Regions from separate parts of the Mus musculus genome. Here region 1 is linked to region 2. Evidence: chromatin loops called from intact Hi-C (ENCODE). Cell type or tissue: gastrocnemius. All regions are shown on one strand.

Region 1 (2,500 bases), 230 kb before region 2:
TGTCACCCATCCCACCCTCCTGCTGGTCCCCTTTAGTTTAATGTCTTTGCTTTGTTTACTTAAATCTAGGTAAGTGTGATTGTTGAAGAGGCGAAATTATTAGGTCAGATTTGGGTTGCTTTAAATACACCAAGCTTTTCTCTCTCCTTAATTTTATGGATTTATTATATTTAAGTGTTTTCCTTTGCCAGGTAATGGTGGTGCATCCCTTTAATCCTAGCATTTGGGAGGCAGAGGCAGGAATATCTCTGGGTCTGAGGCCAGCCTGGTCTACAGAGTGAGTTCCAAGACAGTCAGGGCTATACATAGAAGCCGACTTTCAAAAAAAAAGTTTTTCTTCATAAGGAAAATTTAAGATTATTATCCACACTAGCTAAGAAATTGTCTTAATTAGACCAAAGTTTCTCTTTTGTTACTCTCAGTTGATTGGTTCATTTCAATACCACTTGAAATTTTTTCTTTTTCTTTTGAGATGGTTCTTGTTATGAAGTTAAGGTAGGCCATGAATTCACTATATGAAAACTTGTCTCAAACTTATGATCTATCTGCCTCATCCTCTTGAGAGCTAGGATTATAGGCTTGCATCACTAAGCTCAGCTACTTAAATTGAATTTTAATTTGTAAATTATAGACAAATTTCCATATAAACTTCATTGACTTTTCAAATACTAGACTAGTTTTTGTATACTCAATATTTATACAAATTATTTTTCTTTCAAAATTTAATAATTTTATAATTTCATATTATAGTAAATAAATTAAAAACTATAAAGAAAGAAACTGACCACCAAAGAATGTTCCATTTATAGAACGGCCCAATATAACGTCCACGGTGGGTATAGTCATTTTGTCAACCTTTGCTCCGACCACAGTGCACGACCCCCAGCCTAATACAGTGCAGTCCACAGCTGCTTTCTGCAATGTCAAACAAAAGATCACCTGGGCAAGCAGAGAAATAGACGTGACCTCTAGTGTGACTATATACAGTGCTCCCGGGACCGTTTGAACCATGTTGCCTGTTACATAATAGGCTCAAGTTCAGGACATCATCACATCATTTAATGAAGTGTGAGGCTCCAGTGTTCTGTGACGTATAAAATGTACAAAATCATTCTTAGTACATCAAAAAGGTATTGAAAGGAAATGGGACACATTTTACCCTGTACAATCATCATTTGGCTGAAACGTCAATGTATAGCATGGATACTGAGAAACACAACCCTAGAATTAAGAAGAATCTGTAATAGTTTGGCAATCTACCATAAACATTTACTAAAATATGAGAAATTCCAAAATTCCAGGGACTTGTGATGAGATTATTGAAAAGTATGAAGAGAGAGCTAGTAAGAGATTCTGTAGTACCTGCTAAAGGAGGCACACACTGAATACTTAGACCCCAGAGTAGGATAAAGATGGAGAGATGCTACTTAAAACTGGGCAAAGACACAGAAAATAACACTTTGTTTCCCTCCACTTTTTAGCCAACAGTTAAGATGTATCCTGCCTGCTATGCCTGCACTTCTGAGATTTTGAGGCCATGGATTTGAGCTTTAATTGCTGAGTCACCATGTGGAAGAATAGCCCAAGAGAACTGGCTAGACATAAGGGAATCATTGACTGAGACAGAGAACTGCTGTGTTAGCCTACTGTAAGTCTGGGGATGATGGAAAAATGCTAAGAAATGAAAATGTAACCTTCAGTGTGGAAGGCCATTCCGTGTAGAAACCATAAGGCAAACATAAACATTTCGACTGCTACAGAGGACAGGAGTAGACCTGGTTTGATCCACACTGTTGAGCATGGAGGAAGACTTAGTTGTTCTCTTCCTGGAAGGTGACACATTCTAGAAAACTAGAATGTGCTTTGAAGTTTTAACTTTTTTATTTTTATTATTTATTTATTTATTTATTTATTTACTTATTTTTCGAGACAGGGTTTCTCTGTGTAACCCTGGCTGTCCTGGAACTCACGCTGTAGACCAGGCTGGCCTTGAACTCAGAAATCTGCCTGCCTCTGCCTCCCAAGTGCTGGGATTAAAGGAGTGTGCCACCATGCCCAGCCCTCATAATTTAAAGTAACCATAAGTCAGCTAGTAATAGAACATGTTAAAATTTAACAAGTTAAAATTAACATGCTCTATTAACTGACTATATCACTGTTTTCTATTTGAAAAAAAAAAAAAAAAAAGAACAACAACAACAAAAAGCAACAGCAAAATTCTCCCAAAACTGTGGCACAGAGCTCAGGCTAAGGCACACGTCCTGGAGTATGGCTCAGGCATTGGTACTCTACAAAACAACAAAGTAATAGCAAACAACAGAAACTTCCAAGAAGTCTGTGCTGGACAGTTATATGTTATCATGACACAAGCTAAAATCAGCTGAGAGCCGGGAATTTCAATTAAGAAAATGCCCTCATAAGTTCAGCTGTAGGCAAGACTTGTAGGGCATTTTTTATAGTTGATTGATGTGGGAGGGCCCAGCCCATTGTGGGTGGTGCC
Region 2 (2,500 bases):
TCCAGCTGCATATGTAGCAGAGGATGGCCTTGTTGGTCATCAATGGGAGGAGAGGCCCTTGGTCCTGAGAAGGCTCAATGCCCCAATATAAGGGAATGCCAGGGCAGGGAAGGGGGAGTGGGGTGGTAGGTGTTCAGGGGGAGGGGGAGGGGATAGGGGGTTTTGGGAGGGAAAACCAGGCAAGGGGATAACATTTGAAATTTAAATAAAGAAAATATCTAAAAAAATAAAGTCAAAAGGAAAAAAATGATTTACTAAAACATATGGGATAATATTTTCCTTCACCTTCATTCTCTCTAAGGTCACCTCCCCAGTTGCTCTGGCCCTTAGAATTTTTTCCAGAGATTTATTAATAACCTATCAATTTCTCAGTTACTCAACTTAAAGATACCATTTATTTCCAGCTAAAATTAAATATGACAGAAATCACTTAATCTTTACAGTGGTTCTAAACTCGGTTCACTTTGCATTGATGGGTCCCACAGAGGATGCTAGATCTAAGGATCTTGTTATTAATCAAACTCTCCCATGGGCTTTCCAGCGCCATCACGAGTACGGAGTAGTTACGGCTGCACAGACGCCTTGGTTTCAAATAGAACTAGATTTGGGTCCTAATCTGGAGAATCCCCCATAAAAACACCCCTAAGAGACCCTTTGTTACCCCCAGGACTGGGAACGCCCCATCCCAGGGTTCTCAGGAGCCAATAGTTAGCTTAGATTGCTCTAGCACTTTTGAGCCTGTTAGACATTCTCTTGGAAACTAGTTGATCACTCTGAACACCCTGAGTCCCAGCCTGTGAACATTCACAGCTCAACCTCAACGAACAGGGAAAAGCATCGTGGAGGGAAATTCTAAAAGGCCATCCATGTTTCAAGCGGCTGTCCACTAGCCGATGCCGTCAAGTCTGGTGACCCAGTAGCTTACTGAGAGGCCTGTACATAAGCTCTTATGGACACCTCAGTCTCTGAGATGATGAAGGTTTATTGTTTACGGAATTGAATGACCACGGCAGGATCTGCCTCCCGAAGCTTTCTCTCTAGCCTAGTCTTGGGCAGTGTTGTCTGTCACACTATAGCCCGTTGCTGCCACCTAGCGGTCATTTTGACATTCACACACTTGAAGCAAAGATGAACGCCTCAGAAAGCAGCTTTTGCTTTTATGAGCGAGCATGAATGGCAGTTCCCCTTTCCTATCGTTTTAGTCACGAATTTCTTCTCTTACGTGCATTTAAGTATGCGCACAGGTGGAGGGGACACATGCGCACAAGGAGGTGTACTTACCGTGTGCTGAGATCAGAGGTCGACGTTGGGTATCTTCCTCAATCACTCTCTACTTTAATTTTGAGTTTTGATCAATTACAAAATTTACTAAACATAGAAAAGAAAAGAAAAAACTATTGGTTTTTTTAAAAAGCTAATTGTTAAGTCCATTCTTACTAAGTTACTGCAACATCGGGGACAGAAAGTCACTATGCTTTTTTGGTCCAGGCTGTTTTTTTTCCCTGTCTTCAGATAGCAGATGCATGTAGCCAAATCCCATAGTGAATCTTGTGTGTACTTGCTCCAAATTCGTAGCCTAAAGGCAGAGGCGATGATCGGGAAAACTCTTGGAGAGTGATATAGCGCCAGCTTTGCTCCCCGGGGGAAATCCCTGTGCAATCCCTGGCCCTTGCCCACATTGTGCAGCCTACCAGCCACCACCACCCCCACATCTCCGAGGGATGGGTGGACCTGCTATGCGGGAAGGCAGGGTGCTGCAGGCATGGAAAGACAGTCTCAAAGTTGGACACTATTCTCTGACACATAGTTTCATAGAGAGGAGAGCTCACAGATTTCTAGACTGGCCGCGGGGCAGCAAGCCCAATGGAGCCTCCTTCTGTCCGCAGCACTGGGATTACAGGCAGGCTATTCAGCACCTGGCTTTTATGTGGGTGCTGGGGACTCGAATTTGTGACCTCACACTTGTGTGGCAAGCACTGTACCAACAGAGCCATCTCTCTAGCCCTCTCTAGGTACGTTTTACATAAGTTGAGTCCTAAGAAGCAAACCGGAAGCTTGCCCCGGAGCACGGCTCCTCACTGGAGCGCCACAGACGTCACCCCTGTGGGCTCCTTTTGCTCAGTAAGAAACATGATCACTCAGCCAGTCTGGGCCAGGTCCTCACTGTGTGACCCTGGAGGACCTGTCATGCTTTCTGAGTTTCAATTAGGAACACGAGAACGGAATTAACCGTGTTATGTACATATGCACGCTTGCATGCAAAGCGCACACACGCACGTAGCCTGCAGAGCTCTCAGACAATACATTTCTGTAGGTTTAAGTTAATAACTCAAAAAGATTTGTTAAAGAGCTACAGGAAACAAATGCACACCTAATTTTTACTTTCCATAGCTATGTCTGAACTATTGAGGTATCTAGTGTAACATTTCTAGCTATGATCGAGTACTTGCCTAGCATGTGCAAGATCTTCTCTGCAAGCCGCAGAATTTCAAAGATGCTT

The links. Peaks named below come from ENCODE experiments on the same cell type or tissue, not always from the same donor. Only the 100,000 strongest peaks of a DNase experiment are listed, where the experiment ranks them.
Region 1: it touches region 2 in a loop (4-fold over the local background); 25 of 42 quality-filtered maps call a loop at or near these places.

What each region holds. Positions count from the first base shown.
Region 1 is chr3:138,426,386-138,428,885 of GRCm38, reverse strand. It overlaps Adh4 (alcohol dehydrogenase 4 (class II), pi polypeptide), which reads right to left. Exons shown (of 9, transcript NM_011996.2): 7 at 786-915. Among named protein-coding and RNA genes, the nearest start is that of Adh4, 12 kb to the right of the region's middle. In gastrocnemius, no CTCF peak of the experiment used is centred here; no DNase peak of the experiment used is centred here.
Region 2 is chr3:138,196,917-138,199,416 of GRCm38, reverse strand. It overlaps a transcript of Adh7 not described here. Among named protein-coding and RNA genes, the nearest start is that of 4930579F01Rik, 4.3 kb to the right of the region's middle. In gastrocnemius, a CTCF peak has its summit at 1,098 (motif pointing left); DNase peaks (open chromatin) are centred at 1,088 and 1,710; H3K4me3 peaks cover 1,566 bases; H3K27ac peaks cover 701 bases.